3 separate regions of the Homo sapiens genome follow, and all the other regions are linked to region 2. A link is a loop called in an ENCODE intact Hi-C map of the cell type or tissue named here. Cell type or tissue: dorsolateral prefrontal cortex. All regions are shown on one strand.

Region 1 (8,000 bases), 870 kb before region 2:
CTCTGAGGAAACGAAAATATATTGATACTAGTTACAGTGTGATTTATTTTAGTGGACAGTAGCAAAATAGAGGCTGGGAATATTATAAAATGCCACTTCCTCATTCTAACCAACAAACTGAGGATTTAATCTAAATATTAACAAAAGTGCCTATACTTATGTCTATATATTTATGTATAAATAATAAAGAGATTGACCATTTTTGCTTGTGAATTTAACAAATTATGTCAATCTTCTAGCAAATTTTTATCAAACTGAGAAAAGTAACGCTACTTGTTTAGTGCTGTTTATTATCATTATGCTAACTTTCTGACAATTCTGGAAGGTAATAAACAGAGCACCAATTAAAAAAAAATTTAATTCTAAAATCTCATTATTAATTCCAAAATGTGGTTTGGACAACCAGTGACAATGAAATTTTTCTATGTCCATGTAAAATCATTTAGGTGTGTATAGGTTTGATTTAAATTATTTCCTCCTATTTGTGTATCACTATAAACAGATGTGGAGGATGAGATATAGGATATATTTTAAATGGAAATATTGTATTGCTTTGGGAAAATTCAAGACATTTAGTGCCTGAAGACCTCCAGATCTTGAAATTTAAGAAAATGGGATCCCACAGCAGTAATGGCTGAGCCAGAATCCTCAGTATTCTTGTGGGTGTTCCTGCCCCTACATTGTCAACTTCAATTTCTGCCATGAGAAGCACCTAGGACAGAGTTTGGAGACAGCAAGAAATATGGCAATATTGGCCAGTCTGCTGACTTACTTTAGAAATTTGGCTACTTTTCATGTCTTTCTTTTGAAACGGAGGAAAAAATTTACCTAGAGTTTAAGATCTCTTATTTAGTACAGGAGCTTCCAATTTTTAATAGCATAAACTTAATAATGAAAAATTATAGGCCCCTTACGTTGTAGTAGTTGTTCTCTTAGAATCTACTGATTAAGACAATTCATAATGATATAAAACTCTCTATTAGATCACTATGCACTTAAAGAATATAGATTTTATTAAAATCCATGCATCCATATTCATTATTCATGCTGCATATTTTATTAGAGCTAAATTAAGACCAAACTGACAGTGCTATGTGTACATATGAATTGTTGGATGCTCTTCTTGGAGTACCTGGTACCCCACTGATTCTGAACTCTTCCTCTAGTCCATTCACTTTGCAGTAAGTTATTTTTCTCACTCAGAATTGCTCTGAAACACTTACCCTATTCTCTTCTCACCATAGTCTATACTTAAGCATAGTGATTCTCTTAAATTGTCAGTCTGATCCTGGCATTCCTCTTCTCATAACCTCCTATCTCAGAATAGAAACGATACCATTGCCATGGCCTATAAGATATACATGATGGTGTTTCACCCCTTGGCATCATCACCGAGTGCTCTCTCACTCTCTCACCCAGGTCCAGACACATTCTCCTCATTGCTCTTTCCTGGATAACTGACCTTAACCACTCCCACCACAAAGCTTGAATGGGAAATGACCATTGTCTGGAATATTCTTTCACTTCCTTATGATATGAAACAATATAAAGGTGATTCATCTATAGTTTATTGTCTGAGTTTAGCTATTTTATTGAATGTATTAGACAATGAGAAATATTTTATTGAAGGCTTTACAGGGCAGGGAGGCATACATGTATGTGTTTTTATTCACCACTCTATCTCTCCTGGTTAGAACAGTGTCTGGCACATAGTAAGTACTCAACAAATATTTGTGAATAAATGAATAAATAAATGAATCAGTGAAAAAATGTATAATATGTCTGTCAAAGGTTTTGGAGAGCCTGAAACACTTTGAGGATGTGAAAGGGCATTTTTCTAAAAACATTGATTTTTCTGCTAATTTAAAGTACACTTCTTGATTAAGCATATTTTTAAATCTTTTTTTTAAATCGGGTGGAGAGAAAAGTATTAAAAATACAAAATACAGTTCTTCATTTAAAAATAATAATAATACCTAACATGTATATAGGATTTATTATTTCCAGACACTCTTATAACTGCTTTACACCTGTTTACTCACTTGAACCATAAAAGTATCCTATAGGGTATGAATTGTTATGTAATCTAAATTTTACAAAAAAGGAAACTGAGGTATAGAGAAGCTATATGACTTTCCTAAATTCAGTGAGTGTAAGGGCTAAAGATGAGACTAACATGTGGACAGTCTGGCTTCTGTGTTTTCACTCTTGTATTACTTGGGATTCTCCAGAGAATCAATAGGAGATATAAATATATATTAGAGAAGAGTTATTGTGGGAATTGGCTCACGTGATTATGAAGGCTGGAAATTCCCACAATATACCATGTGCAAGCTGGAGATCCAGGAAAGCCAGTGGTGTACTTTGTTCCTAGTCCAACAGCCTAAAAACTGGAGTGATGGGGTACGGGGGTGGAGGAGGAGCCACTGGTGTAAGTACTGGAGTCCAAAGGCCAGAGAACCAGGAGATCTGATGTCTGAGGGCAGGAGATGAAGGTTCCAGCTCAAGAAGAGAATTTGCCCTTCCTCCATGTTGGAGCCCTCTCATATTGGACGACACCCACCCACATTGGTGAGGAATGATTTTCTTTACTCAGTCTACTGATTTAACTACTAATCTCTTCCATAAACATCATAACTGTTAACCATCATATTGCAACACTGATTATTTAGCTTTTGTTCTCTGTCTCTCTTTCTCCCTCTTTCTTTCCTCTAAGCCCCACTGCATATATTAGGCAAAGGTAAAATGTATTTGAACTACAAGTCTCTGTATACCTGGCTACCTAAAGTACAGTCTGGAAATTGTCATTTTAGTTCAGTTAATATTATATTACATTACAATCCTAAGTCACTCACAAATTTAATTCTAAAACCAAATCTGATGAGAAAGAGAAAAAAAACCTTATATATCAAGCATGGTTCTTCTACAATCAGATTGTTACATTAAAAGTATCAATAATTATCCCTTTTAAATTTCCTATTATAATAGCTTATAACTTTTTAAATATAAGTGAATACATGTGAATGCTCTCATTTGAATGACTATTCCATTTAATTTGATATTTACCTATAGATAAGTGCTATGTTTCCTAATTACTTCTAAATAGGATAAATATTAAAATATATCTGCCATCTATTAAACCAGCCAAAAAGTCTATAAAAAATAAGAATTCAATATTCAATAAAATTAAAATGGAGAGCAAGACTGTTATCTCATTACAAGAGAACACAAAAAGTCAAATTAGCTGGAACTGAGATAAAATCTGAGACAGCACTTAAGATAGGAAGTCTTTATACAATGGTCAAGTTCATCTGAGTCAGAAACTCTTGAATGGTCCATTAACTATGGGCCTTTCTACCCTAATCACTATAGGAAGGTATCCTAGGATATAAGAAAGGAATTTACTTACCTTAACCAAGTCCACAATAAGCAGATGGGCTCCTTATTACACACAACTCACAGAATGGTTACAACCCATAGGGGGCAGCATAATGTTTTAAACTGTACTGAGCCCTCAATAACTATTGTTCCTTATTCTATCCTAAGATGCTATCATTCTGCCATTCTTCATTTTTCAATACACTAACATTTACCTACTCCTATCATGTGAATCATATTTTCCTTTGTATTTTTTTATTTATTCCATCCATAAACCTTGTTTTATTGCAAAGAAAGAAATGTGATGTTCTTTCAGGAACTCATAGCTTAGTTGGGGAGGCTGATATGACTGTTTTTGTGTCTTGGTGATAAATGCAAAAATAAGCACATATACATTTTACAGAGGTAAGGTAGAGGATATGTGGATTGGCCTGTGGAGGTATTATCTGCAAAGATTTTCTAAGCAATGCAATGCCTAAGTTGGAGTGTGAACGTACTTTAAAAAAAAAAATTCCTTAAGTAGGAAGAATAGAAAAACATTCCAGAAAGAAGTAACAAATAGTGTGAAAATTGTGAAAGTGTAAAAGGAATATAATGTATAGGAAACTTGAAAAAACTCAGATTTCCTGAAGTGCAAGTGAAATATAAAGCATTAGACCTGTGGAAAATGGTTATTGGGAGATTAAGTAGTTAAATATAAAAACACTTCAGATGTCATGGTGGTAGGCGATGTCGTCTTCTCCAGCACTCAGAAGGTAAAGACTAGACTTGAATTTTAGAGAGGTCTCTTTGGCAGCAGGATGAATTATGGATGATTTCTCAGTAAGAAAGTAGCAGTGGAAATAGGAAGTAACAGAAAGCATTTGAAGGTAAAAGAGATTTGCTAAATAGTTAGCTATTGGGTAGGAAGGATTTATATAAGATGGTTCTCAATTTTCTTGTATGTGAATTGGAATGAATCTACATTATTGTTTACTAAGACAGTGAATATGAGATAAAATAGTTGGGAGAAAAAAGAGATTTTCTTATTTTAGACATTTTATTTTATTTTATTTTATTTTATTATTATTATACTTTAACTTTTAGGGTATATGTACACAACGTGCAGGTTTGTTGCATATGTATACATGTACCATGTTGGTGTGCTGCACCCATTAACTCGTCATTTAGCATTAGGTATATCTCCTAATGCTATCCCTCCCCCTTCTCCCCACCCCACAACAGGCCCTGGTGTATGATGTTCCCCTTCCTGTGTCCCTGTGTTCTCATTGTTCAATTCCCACCTATGAGTGAGAATATGCGGTGTTTGGTTTTTTGTCCTTGCGATAGTTTGCTGAGAATGATGGTTTCCAGTTTCATCCATGTCCCTACAAAGGACATGAACTCATCATTTTTTATAGCTGCATAGTATTCCATGGTGTATATGTGCCACATTTTCTTAATCCAGTCTATCATTGTTGGACATTTGGGTTGGTTCCAAATCTTTGCTATTGTGAATAGTGCCGCTATAAACACACGTGTGCATGTGTCTTTATAGCAGCATGATTTATAATCCTTTGGGCATATACCCAGTAATGGGATGGCTGGGTCAAATGGTATTTCTAGTTCTAGATCTCTGAGGAATCGCCACACCAACTTCCACAATGGTTGAACTAGTTTACAGTCCCACCAACAGTGTGAAACTGTTCCTATTTCTCCACATCCTCTCCAGCACCTGTTGTTTCCTGACTTTTTAATGATCGACATTCTAACTGGTGTGAGATGGTATCTCATTGTGGTTTTGATTTGCATTTCTCTGATGGCCAGTGATGATGAGCATTTTTTCATGTGTTTTTTGGCTACATAAATGTCTTCTTTTGAGAAGTGTCTGTTCATATCCTTTGCCCACTTTTTGATGGGGTTGTTTGTTTTTTTCTTGTAAATTTGTTTGAGTTCATTGTAGATTCTGGATATTAGCCCTTTGTCAGATGAGTAGGTTGCGAAAATTTTCTCCCATTCTGTAGGTTGCCTGTTCACTCTGATGGTAGTTTCTTTTGCTGTGCAGAAGCTCTTTAGTTTAATTAGATCCCATTTGTCAATTCTGGCTTTTGTTGCCATTGCTTTTTGTGTTTTAGACATGAAGTCCTTGCCCATGCCTATGTCCTGAATGGTATTGCCTAGGTTTTCTTCTAGGGTTTTTATGGTTTTAGGTCTAACACGTAAGTCTTTAATCCATCTTGAATTACTGTTTGTATAAGGTGTAAGGAAGGGATTGAGTTTCAGCTTTCTACATATGGCTAGCCAGTTTTCCCAGCACCATTTATTAAACAGGGAATCCTTTCCCCATTTCTTGTTTTTGTCAGGTTTGTCAAAGATCAGATAGTTGTAGCTATGTGGCATTATTTCTGAGGGCTCTGTTCTGTTCCATTGGTCTATATCTCTGTTTTGGTACCAGTACCATGCTGTTTTGGTTACTGTAGCCTTGTAGTATAGTTTGAAGGCAGGTAGTGTGATGCCTCCAGCTTTGTTCTTTTGGCTTAGAATTGACTTGGTGATGCGGGCTCTTTTTTGGTTCCATATGAACTTTAAAGTAATATTATCCAATTCTGTGAAGAAAGTCATTGGTAGCTTGATGGGGATGGTATTGAATCTATAAATTACCTTGGGCAGTATATTTTAAATGTGTAGGCCATCCGTGTTAAAATCTATTTGGATATTAAGCTTATGTATTTTTGTTTTAAAAACCTTAATTTCCAGGGTAAATGAATAATTAAAGCTAAAGAGTTTTAAGTCTTGAAAGTAACATTACATTTATGTAGGAATTTTAAATATAAAAAGTTCTTGTTTGCTTTTTCTCAGAATTGTTATTGCTTAATAATGATTATAATGCAGCCATAGAAAAGAATGAGTTCATGTCCTTCGCAGGGACATGGAGGAAGCTGGACACCATCATTTTCAGCAAACTAACACAGGAACAAAAAACCAAACACCGCATGTTCTAATTCATAAGTGGGAGTTGAACAATGGGGACGCATGGACACAGGGAGAGGAACATCCCACACAGGGGCCTGTCGGGGGATGGGGGGCAAAGGAAGGGAGAGCATTAGGACAAATACCTAATGCAAGCAGGGCTTAAAACCTAGATGACAGCTTGATGGGTACAGCAAACCACCATGGCACATGTATACCTATGTAACAAACATGCACGTTCAGCACATGTATCCCAGAACTTAAAATAAAATTAATAATAGCAATAATGATTATAAGTATGTAGCTATGAAATAGAAACCCTGTGCAACCGGCTTTTAGAGACATTTAACTTTGCAAAATCTTTTTTTCCTGTCGCTCTAGGACCAGGATGAATAGCACAGTTTCTCTTAGGTTCTTCACCTTTGTTCATGATTATCATAAAAAACGAAGTCTCTCAAATAACTCAGCTGAATGTCAGCACAAAAGCATTTTTATTTTTAGGAAAAGTGCTAGTTTCTAACCTTGTGACAACAATTTTAAAAAGTGAAGTAACCTGTAGGCTTTTCTGGATACCTAATTTATCCATCTGAATAGCTATATAATAGCAATGCTTGAACAGAGCTGAAATCTGGAAGGGAAGTATGGATTTGGGATATGGATTAGGGTGGGATCAGATTCACAAAACGTTTTGCAAGTAGAAGGAGGGAATAATGTATATTGAATTAGGCAAAGGCAAGTCAGCAAGAAAAAAGCAGGAGCATGACGAGAAAAGCCCAGAATAATAACGTGACGGTATTATTACATGTTTCTTAAAGAAATAAGAAAATGACAAAAAGTACAAAAGCTAATTCAAAAGTCTTTATACTTTGACAAAAAGTACAAAAGACACACTATGTGTGTCTCTGGGTTTTATGAATATCTACATTGTTTATGAATAAAATAAGAAAATTCTTTGCTTTCATTGAACCCTTTTGGTGTGACCTGCTATTCTTTCATAAGTTTGGGTTCAGTTTTCTTTTGTATTTTAGTATTCCTCTTCCCTATGGATGTATGATTCCGAATTTGATATGTGGAAGAAAGAATCACGCAGATGTCTAGAATTCTTATCTCTTCTCCCAGTAGGTTTGTTTTTAATTCACTCTCCCACACTTGTACTTCTAACCTCCTTAATAAAAATGAAATCCCTTTTTATTCATTAGCATTTTAATAGAAAAAGAAGACTACAATAATAGTATAGTCTATGTCCATATGCTATGTTAAATAGGACAGAGCATTCCATAATTCCCAGAAGAAAAGTTTCATGCAGACTAAATACAGCATTTTGATTGTATCAGCACTGGATATGATACTACTTTCTATCCACAAAGCAATTATGGTTAAGACACCTAAATTTCTAAAATTAACATGTGATTATTTTCCCTATGTTGTAAGACTATATGGCATTTCCAAAATTCTTTGAACTATTATGAGGCATAATTGAAATATAACTATTTTAGATCTAATGAAATCTTAAAGTAAAACAGCCATTGCAGTTCTCCCTCAGGCTATACAGGGCTGTGTCAGCCAACCCAACAACGCTCCAAATGTATTACCTTGGAAAAGCTAATATATTAACGTGTTTCAAAATCTGTCTTTCTCTTTGAAAAGCATATGTATGGAAAGCTTCTTGTCAA
Region 2 (8,000 bases):
AATTGGAGGATGCCATTAACAACTTGCCCTAAGGCAATAATATACTGTGTTTACCATTTTCTTTTTTAAGAAATTAGCCTTAAGTTGATATCATTTAGAGGAGAGCTATGTTCCAGTTCATTCAACAAAAGCAGAACTGAGACATCTTCTGTGGAGTTTAGCAGAACTACTGGAGCATTTGCCCAGGACTTTCTCCTCAAGGTCAGGCTGTTTCCAGAAGCCTTGAATCTCAGATCTATTCATTCCCAAAGCACTGCCCTTTTGAACATTTTCCTCTCCTGAAATTTAAACCTTTAGGAGCTCTGATATTCCCTCTCTTCTCTCTCAGCCTGGAGAATCCCATTAGTAAAGCTGTTATCGAATCACACCAGAGCTTTCCATCCAGCCCAGTCCTCACCAAAGACTCACAAATCTGAGGCTATGCAAAGTTAGCTCAAAATGTATGTACCTCTATCTCTGAGCCAGGTTACATCTAGTGATGCACAACTTTCAGGCTAAGAAGAAGCCATTCTTCCTAAGAAGAATAACAGCATTCATTCTTTTCTTATCACTCAAAGCAAGGCATTATGTTGATTGGTTCAATAGAGATTGCTTTTGTCCTCAGAAATAATGCTGTGTTGTTCCTGTCCCTGAACTACAGGAACCTACTGGCATCGATTTGCCGCTGCTGGATCCTGCGAACACCATCACCACGGTCACGGGGCCCAGTGCTTTCAGCATCCCTCTCCCTATCCGGCAGAAGCTCTGTAGCAGCCTGGATGCCCCCCAGACGAGAGGCCATGACTGGAGGATGCTGGCCCATAAGCTGAACCTGGACAGGTGGGTATGGTCTGGCCCCAAGACTAGCTTCTTTCTGTTAGTGCCCTCCAGGACCGATAACTATTAGACGTAGGGTTAGCTTCATTTTTTTTTCCATCCACACATCTATTTAATTTTTCATTTTGCAAATATGCATTAAGCTCTGTCCTTGTACCTTGCACTACGGGCTTGCAAAGAGTGCTAAGAGACATTCTGAGCTTATCTGGCATTGGTAAGTATCAAGTTTTGTGATGCACTTTGCCAAGCTGATGGGCTAAATTCCCCAAATCATATAGCCATTCACTACCGTAGTTATTGCTCCTCCTCTGCAGTTGAGCAGGACCTAATGTTTGATTAATAATTAGCATGCCAACACAGCACTGATATTAAGTTATAAAGAGACCTCTGGAGCGTCTACTTTGTGGAGTGTCACCGTCACTACCAAACATAACATGTGGCATGACCTGTCAAAGATCATCCAAGCCTGGACTAGAAAGAAAACATAAGTCTCTTGATTTCCTGTTTAGAATATGACCCATAGACATCTTGTCTCTTAAATTATCTCACTCAGAGCTGAGGTTCACAAAGTTAAACATCACATCCCCTGTCTGGGGCTGATCTAATTAAGCATGGGCTAGTTATTTAGGATGGCTCACTGTCAGCCACAATGGGACCAGGAAACTTAAAGACAAGTAGAGAGACAGAAAGGTTTAGCTGAGGAAAAATAGATATGTAAGTCACACTGTTGAGCACATTTTCTCTTTCCCAATTACAGGTACTTGAATTACTTTGCCACCAAATCCAGCCCAACTGGCGTAATCCTGGATCTTTGGGAAGCACAGAACTTCCCAGATGGAAACCTGAGCATGCTGGCAGCTGTCTTGGAAGAAATGGGAAGACATGAAACGGTGGTGTCCTTAGCAGCAGAAGGGCAGTATTAACCACCATGCTGGAAGGGGAAATGAAGGACAAAAATGCACAGGGAGTCTGTGGCCGTCCAGGTGAATCACAGCTGAGGAGGAAATCCAGATGAGACCAATGCACTTCACAGGCAAGACTGCAGCAGGAGCCAGAAGGAAAACAGATACAACTGCCCATGTACATGCCCACTTTACTCGGACATCATCACGGGAGTTAAGAAAAATTGTGTAAATTTGTACCTTGAATTTAGCTATCAACCTAATTTTCCTCTTAGTTGGGCTGTATGCTGTGTGGTACAGGATCTTACAGTTTCCTAGGAAACGCTTTTTATTGCTATCCAGATATATGGATAAACTTTCTTAACAAACCCAATTTCTACAAATGTTGTTTACATCAAATTGGACAGGGATGCAGACACTGTCCATGGCTCGTTCTATTTTTGTTCAAATCATTTGAAGTTGAAGCTGTGGACGGTTTGTTGTGTCTATTTCAGATTAGTAATTTACAGAGAAATCACAGACTTTTGCTACAAATCGTGTGCATCAAGTGTCTCAGATAATCCTCCCATCAGTGTTCTGTTTCTAGAACTTGTAGAACCAGTGTTACTGTTTGTATCAGGGAAGTGGAGAATCTAAGTGTAAAAAAGAAATAACTAAGACTCCTATTCCTTGGAGGGACCCTTCTGGTGCCCTTTGGGAATAAAGCTGTAGCACTGCAGGGAAGACAGTGATTCATGTTCAACCCCACAAACAAGCATTTTTTTCACAACATGTGTGTTTGTTTGTAATATGCAATATGAAGTGTTTTTTTTTAAAGGTATTATTATTATTTACAGGTATTCTGGTAAAATGATTTTTTTAAATTTCTATTTTTGTTAGCAGTGCTGTTTGTTAGTATTTGGTTATTGACTAGACCTGTCCCACCTTTTCACCTATCAAGGTGGGTGTGGTCATCAGTTTAATTCAACATGCATCACTTCCTTGACCTTTTACCTTTCCCTTATTCCACCCCAGAAAGGTGATTGATAAATGCTGAATGGCTTTGTCAGTCTGTTCCTTCAGCTTGCTCAGGCAGGGTCTTTCTTTCTCCTCTGAGGAGTCTTAAGGAGACGTGTTCTCTATTAAGTTCACTTAATATTGCCGTTGTGTGGCCCCACGTCGACTCCCTATGGTGCTCTACTCTAGAGGCAGTGTGGTTGGAGGAATGGACTCTAAACTGGAGATCAAGAAACCAGTTCTCATTGTGGGTCTGTCACTGTCTTGTTGCGCCACCTTGAGAAAGTCATTTAACCACACGACCTCAGTGTCCTCACTAGAAAGTGAAAGGGTGGGATTAGATCATCTCCAAGTTCTGAAATGCTCAACTTCCACCGTGATGCCTCCAGTCTCATTCATCAGTCTGAAGACCACAATGGACTCTGACCTGGATCATCATTTAAAAATCATCAGCTGGTCTTTTGCCCAGGCTATGTTACGCCTTTCAAGTAGTTCTGACAAGGAAGATGATTATTCTAACCAGCATTATGATGTTGTTTGTTTGGCCTGAGTCGCTCTGCATCATTGCATTATGCTGTTCACTGAGAGATGACATCCCTTTATTATCATTTTCTTAGCCTCTCTTGGGATGCCCCTGCCCCCAGCCTTCCTGACTGGTTGCAAATTCTGTTTTTTATTATTGTCTTGGCATCTTGATATCTAGACCACTCCTACAAGTTTATCTGGCAGTAGGAACTTGGTGCATTTTTTTCTACGCTACACCCCCCCACCCTTAATCTTTCTTTGCTGTCATAATATTCAGTAGCATTTATAAAAGCTGTCTAGTTAGCTCTTTAAAAACTTTTGTCCTGCAAAATGTTTGTTAGTCAACACACTACTTTGTGTAAACAACTATTATGTTTCCTTGGGACCATCACAAGCTCTTTAACAAACACAAGGACTCAATTCATTCAGCAGGTGGGGATTAAAGAATCAAAGCCCAGTAGCAAAACCAAAACTGAAGAACAAGCAGACATGTGTATGAATCGGAACCTTTAGAACATGACTGTGGTTTACTTTTAGGCTGGAGGCACACAAGTTGCTGAACAGACTTGAATTATACATGTGCTTCCATCTTTCCATGTTTCCGCTCCTATTTTGGTAGCATCTTGAGATTCCTTGATGCCTCCGCCATCCTCATCCCTGAGGAACTGCTGATACCTTGCTATGGAACCTCTTCTTTCTTTCATGCTTTTTATTCCGTATCTTCTGTTTTGGACATACATACATATATTCTATAAAATCTCTCTCAGCCCACCCCCTGCATTAGGATTTCCATATTTAAAATATTTGTACACTGACTGGGGAAGGGAGAGATTGCACTATAAACAAGTTCAGTGGATGTTTGTAGCAATGAGTAAAACTGTATTCTAAATTAAAAATCAAATATATATACACGCAGTTATACACACACATTTTTTAAAAGGAGGAGGAGGAAAGAGAGCTATTGTCCATTCCTACATTTTGAAATAAACTTGTCAAGATTACGCATCAGTACCAGGGTTGTGGAATCATCTATGGAAATCAAGAACTAGAATCTGAACTGAATGGTCAAAGAAACTTCTATGCCTAGTGAAAACTAGAGGGGAGCAACTATGTAGCTATGAACATGAATCAATTCCATAACTGTTACTAAAAACTTATTTTGACTAAAAAGTCACCAACACAGAACTATTGAACACAAACAGGAATTGTTTGTCTTACTGAAGTCACTGAGAACCCTTGGGGTTCACTTCAGATGCTTTTTTGGTTCAACTTCCCACCACCAGAAAAGGGAAAAGTGATTGATTTCGTGTGTGAGGTACTCATCTGTCAGAACCCTTAATGTTTCCTATTAAGTGAATGACAACTTCCATACATACACTATTTATACCAAATAATTTTCACTACAAATTCTGATTTCCTTCTCCTTTGGAGTAAAGTAATAGCTGTTAGATTGCTTTCAAACTTAGAAGGTCCAGATATAACAGTTCATTTCATAGGAAGCCACTTCATCAACCATTCTATGTGATACATCCTGCTTCTTTCTACACCGCTGGAGAGGCAGTTTGGCTGGTTTCATTTGGATAGAAAAAACTATCATTTGTGCATGCTGCCATCTAGTGGTGTACAACACAATCTAACCTGAGTTTAATATTCACTAGAATGTGTTTGACGAAGGGAATGAAAACCTGTAGAGTTCAAGGACCTTTATGACAAACAGATGTAGGGAAATTTTCACTTCAAATTTATAATTTTCTTATTCTCACTTTTTTTTCATTTGCATCACTCATCTCAATATTAGGTCACTGTGAGCCCAGTACATCAACTCATTCATACACAACATATCTTCAGTTGCTTCTTGTAACAGAACTATGTAAAATCTATATAAAACAGTCTTTGAAGAGTTGTCATTTTTAACACTTATGGTTTTCATTGGGGTTTGTATACTTTAAATCTCCTTTTAGTTCCTTAATATTTATCTTTGGAAATGTAAGAAGTATCTGCTTAGAAAGAAATAAGTCTTATATATGCGAATGGAATACTATGTCTAGGGAAGAGAAAATTGGGGTTGTTAATCAAAGGGAAGAAAGCAGCTTCTTTTCTGCTGAATTTGGGAATCCAAAGGCAGAGGTTTCATCCTGTTTTTATTTTCTTCTTATCACACTCTTTCAAGTTTCCTTAATGTATCTGGAAGGAATAGAAGTTGGATTCAGAATTGATAACTGGCATGGTGATGACAAACCTGTGTAACACCAAGGTTCTCACAGCTAACAGCTGTTTCACAAACGGCATCTTCCAAATGAACAGTCACCTCTGCTATGCAGAAAACCCCCATCCTGCTGTGAGCAAGTTAGGCTCTTCAAGAACTGGACAACTTTTGGGTGAGGTGTTCAATATCAAACTGCATAATCATTAGCCATTTTCATATATACTATTTTATAGATTTAAGTCTCTCAACTATCAAAAAGTAGAGCGATTTTCAGGAGAAAAAAGTCGTGGGGACTGAGTTCAGGACACCCTGAAACTATGCGACCAGTAATTTTTTTAAGGTATTTTTTCCTACAAGTAAGGTATCTGAAAAGTCAACGTTTTGAGGGTGGAATCAAGACTTTTCACTTCTCCTGGCAAAGAGCAACAAGGCTCTTGTCTCGTGTCCTTCTGTGTGTCTCTGTCAGGATCACAGCAGCTGTGCTCTTGGTCTGCTTACTCCTCTGTAATCCACGTATGCAGAAGGGAGTTAATAAGGTGATCACCATCTCCCCAGAATTCAAAGGTCTTTGCCTCTATAAGGTCTGCCCCTATGGGGCCAGGAAAATATAAACCTATATAAGGACTTGCAAGAGAGCATAAAGAAGGTAGAAAAGGTTTACTTGTTGGGTTTTCAAGCCTTCAAGTTGAATGAGTCTTAGCTTTTGCTGGGCAGTTGTTCTGGACAAGTCATCAGTTTCATGTGGAGAACTCAGTGTAAGCCCAAGGCTAATGAATGAGAGGGGTCCCATGGAAACACAGCTGAAATGAAATGGGACTTTATCCATCTTCTTTGAGAATGGAAGAGCTTTTGTGAAGCAGTACATCATTGCTCAAGATAATGGTTGATAAGCATTAGATTTTATAGATCTAATAAGGAAAATATTTTATTATCTCAAGTTAACAAAACATTTTTTTACCTCTCGAGTGCCTCATAGGACCAACTATTACTCTTTGGCTTTTATTTTTCTTTTTGTATTATTTTTATATATTCTTTAACCTTGCTGAGCTAGTATTGACTGAAATCTTTAGAACTTTGCCTCTGGGCAATGAAGTAATGTTTCTCTACCCTAAGATATCTATTTGTATAATCTCTGGCTGTAATGATCACTTTGGAAGATTTCCTTTGCATCTCTAATTATTTCTTTTTAATGGAATAAGGCATAAGGGGGAATAAATATATTGTAACCAATGTTATGTAAACCCATATCCATACAGGCCAGGAAAGCCAAATGAAGTCATTTCCAGAATTCTAGTGTGAAAAACCTATTTTTGAAAAGTGGGGAGATGGCTTTGTGTAGAACTGGGTGGGTTTTCTCTGCAGACTAAGTCTAGCCATGAGCTTCCAGATCCTTTAGTTTTATCAGCCTTGTGCTTACCCCATTTTCATAAATGCTACTTTAACAGCCAGTCTTCATAAGTCATGGTTCCTAGGTTTTCCTGTCACCTCATTGTATTCATCTGTGGTAGGATATTAACGGGCTCATTCAACCAAATGTAATGTGTGCCTCAGACCTATTTAGCATGGTTGGGGGGCATCAGCAGGACAAACCAACAGGTACTCCGCAAGTGTACTGGCACAGCAAGCCCACCAATTATTAGCAGCTCTTCATCAGCCTGCTGTCTACTCAGACGCTTGCCTACTGAAGGGACCTGTCCAGAGATCTTCTGGAATCCCAGGTTGGGAATCTCTGCAGAATGTCGTGACAGTTGTGGCCCAACTAGCTTCTGAGTAGAAACAAGGAAGCTACCCTGAGATATAGTCAGCTGCCCACCTGCCATAGTATTTGCTACTGAATGCCAGCCTTTTAACATACCATTTCAGATTTGTCCTTCAACAAAAATATAAATTGCAAGTCATACCATTTAAGGGTCTTTTACAAATATGTCTAAATTGTGTGTCATTTTTAAGTTCCAAAGGTCTACTGGACTAAGTACTATCAGACCAGCTGTAGAACCTGATGGCGCTGATCCGGGGTGGAATAACCCTCAGTACTGGTGTGTAGAAGATGAATTGTAGGCAGGTTTTGCTGATCAGCAGCCTAAGGATTGATGGGCTCTCTTTTGGCCTCTGATCCTGAGCACTATGGAGGCAGCATCAGAGAATGGGGACCTGAGCTACATAGGTTCTCAATGTTAAAACAACTCTGTTCGGAGTGACATATAAGAGCAAGAAATCTACAGCTGGTGTAAAATACCTTTGCCTTTTCTATCCCGAAAGTAACAAATGGCATCTGTACATGTAGGGGTAAAAACTCAGATGTCTACTCCTCCAGGCCATGGACAAGAAAAAGTACAGCAGTCAGAACAGTGGAACAAGTGATTTGCATTCTCTTCTTCACGCTTTCCTAGATCTGCCATTGGTAGCGCAGCCCTCGCCCTCCAGACATAATGCATCGAGCCCAGTTGCAGGGAACATCACTGTGTGTGTGTGATGTCATGGTGTTATATGTGTTGAGTTTAATGTTGAGCTGAAGCAAGTTGGTGACCTTCCTCTTTGCTCTTTGTAAAGAAGAC
Region 3 (8,000 bases), 240 kb before region 2:
GGTAACACATACATCTGATCAAAGAGAAATTGGTAGTTGCCCATGTGCCTCCACTATTTAATAAGATACTGACATATTTGGCTCTGCATTTGGATCTGAGTGCAAATTATGGAACAGCTTTTCTTTGATGGTAAAGACACAACCTTCCCATTTGCAGGCTGTCTCTTGCATAGAAAAGGACAACCAGGGAGCTGTTCTGCAGCTAATTTGACACCTGTACATTTGCAGGGTGTGCAGTAGGGAGCTGTGTAGCCAGATGACCCAGGTAGCTGCTATAGAATATTTATGTTCTTCTGCTTTCTTGGCTGTTGCAGGGACTTGCAAATAGGCTACGCGGAAATGGTTTCAACTAGTTGAGAGAAACATGTTTTTAATGAACAAGTGTTATTATTTGGAAAGGAACAAAAATGAGGTAGAACACAGTCCCAGAAAACACTTTCCGCAGTCTGTGTAGCTTTCAAACCTTCATTTCCACCACTGGGAAGATGAATTCAGTTGATTATTCTGAATCGTATTATATTCAATAAAGTGCAAAGGTAATAAGACCCTCCATACAAATGTGGCATAATCAGAATAATTAGATGTTAGATGATGCCTGGATGATGAGCTTGATGAATGGCAATTCTGAAAGGGAGTTTGGCCTTCTGTAGGAGATTGCTGGCAGCCAGGCCCCACCATGGGTGGGCCTTGAGAAAGCAAGGCTGAGGAGGCAGCAGGGAAATATAGGTCAGCACTCTTGTGGGCATCTCCAGAGAGCTAGGAAAATCCTGCTTGCGTTGCATTTACAGTGCTATGAGAGATCCTGGAAGCAGAGGAGGAGAGGCCACTGCAGAAAACTGACCAGGGTTTGCCTCAGGATTATGAAAGCAAATTATAACTCCAACAAATCAAGGAAAGCTGTAAATCAGGAGGTTGGAATGTGGCAAGGGCTTTGGCATATGAGTTTGGGGAACTGAGTGTGGTAAAGAGGGAAGGTGAGTTTATCAGAGGGTCACATGGGATTCATTCTTTGCTTACCAATATGTTTTGTACCTGTGAAATAAAAAATTTCCCTCTTGACTTTTGTTCAATTCGCAGAAGTGAAGGAAGTCGAGAGAGAATCCTGGGTATGTAGATGGAAAGTAAGTACTCATGCCAGGGAAAATTAGGAAGCTGACAAAGTTGCTTTAATCCTTCTCTACTGTTCCTGTCCATGCCAGCCTCACCCTTTTGCTACCTGGCCTTTCTCTTACCACCTATTTCTTGCAACGTATGCTCTCCCATTCTTTCTGTTGACAGCGGGAACCCAAAAACTACTTCAGGGTCAGTTGGTGACTCATTGTGTTAACTCTCACAAGAATATTTACATATTAATTGTCTTACATGAATAAGGCAATAAATCATGTATGAAATAAATTGTAAATGGTAGATTTTCAGGCATCAGTAATTTTTTTGTGGGGGAGACAATTGACTTCACACTGTTTCTCATATCATACCAAATCTGGTGACTTCTCAGTGTATTCTTAATATATTCATTTATCCAACAAACATCTATCGAGTGTCCATGATTCTGTGTCAGGCACAGCTCTCAATACTTGAAAAACAACCTCAAGATAAAGGTCAGTTCCTTCAAGGAGCTTCCAGTCTAGGATTGGAGGGGACCTAACATGAGATTGCCATCAAGTGTGAGAAAAGAAAAGCAGGGTCCTTGGAAACCTCCCCTGGCACAGCTGTGCCACACAGAAGGTGTTCAGGGGGCACATTCTTCATGGAAAATACAATATTAATATGAGATTGGAATTTTGTGTGGAGCGATATTAACGTGGTGAAGAGGATTGAGAAGGGTAGTTTGGAGAAGATGGAGAAACAGGTACGAACATTAAAAGGCTTAAAGCAGCACACTCTGGAGAATTACAAGTCAGTTGGCATGACTTGAATGTGAGTGTTGAGGAAGAGAGGAGTAATGACCAGAGATGAGATGAAGAAGCTCACGCAGGACACTATGCCAACCAGGAAGTGGGCATTTATATTGTAAAGAAATAGGTCAGATTTAAAGCAGACACTGACATGACTAGAATTAGGTTTTAGGAAAAAAAAAAAAAAACATTCCACAGCATTATGGAGAAGTGGTGGGAGAGAGTGATGACAAGAGGCCAGGGAAGGCCACTTAGGAGACTCTGGCAGTTGTTAGGCAAGAAATGAGAAGGTCCTTAACGAAGACAGTAGCAGTGGATACAGGCAGGAGAGGGCCGGTTGGAGGGAACACAATGACTAGTCTGAGATCCAGTTACCCCTGCTGAAATCCATCAGAAAAGTTTCAAGTTAATAATTAACTGTATTCTCCTAAATATCACTTAGCCAACTAGTATGATTTTAAATTTACAAAGAAAAGAGATTGCGATCCAATTTATGAATTTCTAATCTGCCTAATTTCCTCCAGTGAAATGCAAGTTTGTACTGCAGTATGTGAATTATTTAAAATACATGCACTTTTCCTGTAGTGTGCAGATTTACGGTTGGATACAAAACAGCCTGATGCTAAACATATGTGAACATTCATTTTTGAAAATCAGGAAACCAGAGAGTTACTATTTCCTGCAGGAACTTCTAAAAGAAACCAAAAAAGTAACATAATGTGCCAGAAAGCTCAAGGGAATGGATAAAGTAAATTGCAAGGTTGGGAAATGTGGCCACCCAAAAGAAGATAACTTTCTCTTTAAAATTCTGCACTATGTACCCCTAATCAGATAGGCTGAGTGACTTACAGAGGATCCTTTGTGGACATCTGAGGGTTTTTTTTGCCCCCTAGACCAAAAACATAAATCTTGTTCCTCTAATAAAGACGTTTCAGGCAGAAAGTTATGATAGTATACTCAATATCTTAAAGTTAGATATGCCAAGACATTGGAAGACATCCATCTTCCCTGTCCTGGTCATTCTCTGGTTTGTCCCGAGGGGCTGTGGCATGTGTTTTCTTTGAAATTTTCAATAACAGATAAGAAAATAATTTCTTTTGGATCATCAGCTTCCCCTGCTGAACTCCTGCTAGGTTGACTTGTAGAGACAATTAAACCAAGCATTTGCCAGTTTAGGTGGACATTGTTATTGCAGCATTTGTCCCTTTCCTGACAAATTACATTATTCCTCTGCCCTCCAAACCATTAGAAGGTCCAGAGGGAACCAGGTGGTGGTGAGGAGGGGCTGATCTCACATTTGTCAACCCTGAGGCAGAGCTAGGCTGAGTGTCCAACTCCCTTTGATTCTGTACACTGGGCGAGCAGGGTGGGGGCTTGATTGGGGTAGGATCCACATTTGAATGCTGTCATTTGCTTCTGAGCAGAAGGCCATCATCTCTAGTGTTCAGAGTGAATGTGATGCCCCCAGATCTGTTCAATAATTGCCCTGATTTCTGCCTGAGGCTTGACTTTCTTCTAGCTAAACGCTGCATCCCCTAACACTCTCCCCCAGTACTAACAAAGTGGCTCTTTCATTCTGCTCTGGGCGGTAGCAGCATCTTTTGCCTGCACTTCAGCTCTGAGTCTGATTCAGCATCACAAACTTCCCTTTGTGAGCATCTCTGACTCCACCCTCTTCTCTTCCTCACTGAAAAATAATGGGGTATTTTAGTGAACGCTGAAACATCTGTTGAATTCTAAAGAAGAGGTGGAGTCTTAAATAAATGTGCATAAGTAAGAGAAGGCAGGTAACCCCTTGGGTGAAATCCATTTGTCTTTTTTCCTTTTTTCTTTTCATTAATGAGACTGGGACCTAGTAGGAGGTATCATGCATTTAGAGTGGTACAGGGACATTACAACCCAGTGGATTAGGGCTGGTTTTAGGAACATGCAGATATAATTAAGAGGTGCATCAGTCCAGGACAACAGTGCCTAACTTCTCTGAAAATCAGCGGTGTCATCTGCAAAGAAGAAGGAGTAATACCCTCCTTACAGGCTGGGGTACAAGTATTATATAATACATAGTAAGGTACTAACATGGCATGCTAAACACCCCAAAATCACTAGCAGTCACTATTTTCATTGCCATGGTTGATTTTCTGCTTACACTGTGATCATCTACTATAAGAGGGTAGAGCCATCAGCCCACTGGGAGATTGGGTGTGGAAACATTGGTTTAACGTTAAGTCAGCTGAGCTACACAAAGCCCCTCATTGATGTCAGGCCAGCCCTAGGCGCACATAGAGGCATACAAGAGCAGCACTGCTTATGCCCTGACAGACATTAGCCTCTTGTGACAGGTGAGGAATGGAGCAGAGCAGATCCTCAAACAAGTCAAGAAATAGATAGAATGCTTGTGAATGCAATGAAGAGGAGAAAGGACTGAGATAGGGAATGGTGGGCAGAGTGGGTGCTTGATTTAGTTTGCCTGGTCAATGAGGGCCTGTCCAAGAGACATATCCCCCAACTGGACTCATAGAGGATATTTTTTTTCAGTACCAAAAAATTGTGCCCACCTTCACTAAGTAGTTGTACTTTTAATATCCATTGATTTGAGGATACATAAAGATAAAAGGCAATTGTGAATGCAATAGAAAGCTTTTACACAAGTGTGTATTTTATTCATCAGAGCAACATTAATGCACATTTGAAAAATAGAGTTATACATATGTGTAGGATATATTCTTGATTCCTTCTGAAGATAATGCTGGATTTGAATTTGGAGTTAAGAATGTGGACATTTTAACCTTATCCTGAGTCCCTTGAACTGTTTGATGTCTGCAGGTTGGGAGTGATGGATGAGAGTGCAAAGATTAGACAGGAAATACAAGAGTCCTGAGTCATATTTTCATTTTTTTTCCTAAAGATAAACAAAGAGCAAAGAAGTCATTTACCTCCTTTGAGTCTTTTTTGTCATTGGAATGAGAATAGTAATGCTTGTTATTTAACCTCCTAATGATTGTGTGAGGTGGAACTAATCTGATAGATAGGAAAGTTCTTGCAAAGCGTTTTGAACTATGTGAGGATAAAGCATTGACAGTGGCTTGAAATAAGAGAATCAAATAATCTAGAATATAAGTCAATTGTTATTTAAAAAAACTAACTTGTCAAACTGTGTACTTCACCTGCCTCTTTGTAAATTCGGATCATGGGTAGCTCTGCTAGCATTGGCTATCTCAGTCTGTTCATTTCTCTAAATGATGTGGGTGTGAGTCAAATCATAGGCTCCCAAGTGAAAGGGGGTATTATTCTCAACCCTCTAATCTTCAGGAAGGTTATTCCATGTTATACTTAAGGTTATACTTACATGCTGTAGATCACCCTTATCTCATATTTGAAGAGAAATGTCTTTCTGTCTTTAAAAATCTCTCTTGTATATATTTTCTGCTCTCTTGTGTATAATGTAAACCCAGAAATAAATTTTTACACATTTTTATATTAGAAATATTTCAGTGCCCTAAGCACAAATATTTCAGTGTATTGAAAGGCCAAACTTGATTCTCTTTCTTATTAAACGGTTCAGTGTTCAGTTAGTATATATCAAATAATACTGACTGTGCTGCTTTTTAATACTTGGTAACAAATGCTTTACTATTGAGAGAGGAAGATTTCCCTTAGAAATCTAACATACAGAAGATGAGCAATTCAAAAAGATTCTATAGTTCATCATGTTTTAATATTTTATATTTAGAATGATTGACTCCAAAGACAAAAGCACTAATGAAAACAGACTGAATGCATTTATGTGATACAGAACAGAAAAGGAAAGTTGCAGGTGAAAAATTTTGGTATCTTATAGACAGAGAATTTTAGCTAGACAATCAGAAGTATTTTCATTTCACAGAAGTCTCAAAAATACTTCCAGCCATTTAAAGCACATAGTAGATTAGATATTTCAGAAGCATCTGAATATCCTATGACAATGAAATATGCTTGCTGCATTTTGTATTCAATTTTTATAAAAATCTGCTTTGAAGTCTTTATTGAATTAACAATTTATTTTAAAATGAATGTATTTAACAATACATTAACAACATAATGGAATTACTTTAATTTATAGATTAAGTAAATGTGTAATATATTTTTACCATAATAGTAAAACATGACATTTTAAAAAGCCAAATAATTCCTTACTAACTGCTGAGCAACCCACTTACTTTTGACTCTAATCATTTCTTCTGGTTTTTACCCAGGTATTCCTAAGTAAAGTGTTTATTCTATTATTCTTAACATTTTTAGCCATCTGTGATTGACTTTCAACTATTGCAAATTGCAATTTCACCCTGTTATGAGCCCTTTTTCCATTCCATATGCTCCCCTCTCCTAGCTGCCCAATACAGTAATATAACGCCTTTTGGATAAATTAGCATTAAGTGTTTACAGCCTCTTGGTTGTACAAATGTTATTTGAAGGTGAATCATCATATTAATTTATTTACTTTCTTGTATGACTTCTTGTTTTAATTGAAGTTAATAACTTGTCTCTTTGTGCCTCTCTCTCTCTCCTCATCCTTAGATTTCTACATACTAAAATTAATGTATCCCTAAGTGCTTCCATAAAATTCCAGAAAAACTACACACATCATGTAATTTGTCTGTTTCTCTTTGGATGCAATCCTTCTGGAGACCCCTGCCCTTTGTCTCAGCTGAGCATGATTGGTTTTAGCTTCAGGAATGTTGAACAAGTGAGGTGTCCACCTGCGATTTCTCTGCCCACTGCCCTGCCTCTACCCTCTCACTTTTACTGTACACCCTCCCGCTTGAAATTCCTCACATCCCATTGTATGTTTTACTCCCCACAGCTGGTGAAACATACCCTTTAGCATCTTCCTCAAAATGAATAAGTAGGTAAAATTTTAGTGCCCTCGTATCCCAAAAAACACCTTTATTCTCTTCATATAGTCAATCGATACTGTGCTGCATATAAAATTCTAGATAAGAGCTTTATAATCTAAAACTTTAGCTTTTAATAACTCATCTTATTTTCATATTCAGTGTTTTTGACAACCTTAATCTGCTATTGTCTACTCTCCCATTCTCTTTGTTCTAGTGTTTGTAGCTTTTCTATTTCTTCACTGGAATTGGGGATTTCAGGAGCAAAGTACAATCATTTTTGTATAATCAATAACTTATACCTCCTTCTTGAAGCCCCTAAAAATGTCCATTTAACATTATGTCTGTTAAGTTTGCCATCTATAACCACTGAATTATTTTGATTTTAAAGGCAAATGTTTGCATTTTTGAGTGAGCATATTTTTAAATCATGAAATTGTTGAAAATATAGTTTGAAGTGAACTAGCTTTTGAAAAATATATAAATTGCTTTTTCTTAACATTTTGAAACCTTAAGATTTGAATCTGAATTTAATTCTCCAGAAGCATATAATGCACTTATTTCTCAGTCTTTGATTTGCTCTATAAATTATACTCAGAAATTTAAACTTGGAAATAAAGAATGAGTAAACGTTGTTAATGAAGTAGAGTGGCTTAAGGGACTGACGGTGAAAGAAATCAGGGGTTTTGACCTAGTTTTGTTATACAACCTATTTTTTTGCCATGTACTGATAAATTTGGACTGTGAATCAAGTCTGCCCTAGTTGCATCCCATATAAGCCCTGCCTAAACTACAGTTGTCAGGTTTCATTTTAGAGAAATGAAATCAGGGATGGACCTAATGGAATCAAACAATAACTTTTCAGATGATGTCAAGGTCTTTGAAAATCCTGCCACGGTACCTATGGATCATGGCACCATCTCCAGGAAGCCCATGCTGTATAATGCAGAACATTAACTGGAGGGGAGGGCACTGCTCACCCAACCCAACATTAGTGCAGATGAAGCACTGCTACAGATGGGAAGCAGAACACTGAAAAGCAGGGACATGGGAAACAGGACCAGTAATTTGGTTTTTCATGTCAGGATGAAGTGAGAAGTCATGGTATTGAGGAGTCAAGAAATATTGAAATCATACCTTTACCTAGCATAAAAGTCGATTTGTTCCTGTTTTTTTCAGTCCTCGTGACATTAAAGCAGTGATCTCAATTTTTTGCTAGTGCCACGGAAAACTC

What was found. A loop is a pair of places that touch in the nucleus more often than their neighbours do. Peaks named below come from ENCODE experiments on the same cell type or tissue, not always from the same donor. Only the 100,000 strongest peaks of a DNase experiment are listed, where the experiment ranks them.
Region 1: a loop joins it to region 2, with 5 times the contacts of the local background. A loop is called at or near these places in 17 of 110 quality-filtered maps.
Region 3: a loop joins it to region 2, with 4 times the contacts of the local background. A loop is called at or near these places in 3 of 110 quality-filtered maps.

Annotation. Positions count from the first base shown.
Region 1 is chr4:96,031,378-96,039,377 of GRCh38, reverse strand. No RefSeq gene overlaps it. Among named protein-coding and RNA genes, the nearest start is that of PDHA2, 200 kb to the right of the region's middle. In dorsolateral prefrontal cortex, a CTCF peak has its summit at 3,481 (motif pointing right); no DNase peak of the experiment used is centred here.
Region 2 is chr4:95,162,973-95,170,972 of GRCh38, reverse strand. UNC5C (unc-5 netrin receptor C) reads left to right here. Exons shown (of 16, transcript NM_003728.4): 15 at 641-819; 16 at 1,574-8,000. The coding sequence ends at 1,739. Among named protein-coding and RNA genes, the nearest start is that of UNC5C, 380 kb to the left of the region's middle. In dorsolateral prefrontal cortex, CTCF peaks have their summits at 4,636 and 4,844 (motif pointing left); DNase peaks (open chromatin) are centred at 702 and 4,800; H3K27ac peaks cover 7,583 bases.
Region 3 is chr4:95,406,067-95,414,066 of GRCh38, reverse strand. All of the region lies in intron 1 of UNC5C (unc-5 netrin receptor C), which reads left to right. All of the region lies in intron 2 of LOC124900736 (a long non-coding RNA gene), which reads right to left. Among named protein-coding and RNA genes, the nearest start is that of UNC5C, 140 kb to the left of the region's middle. In dorsolateral prefrontal cortex, no CTCF peak of the experiment used is centred here; DNase peaks (open chromatin) are centred at 3,241, 3,481 and 4,150; H3K4me3 peaks cover 1,281 bases; H3K27ac peaks cover 8,000 bases.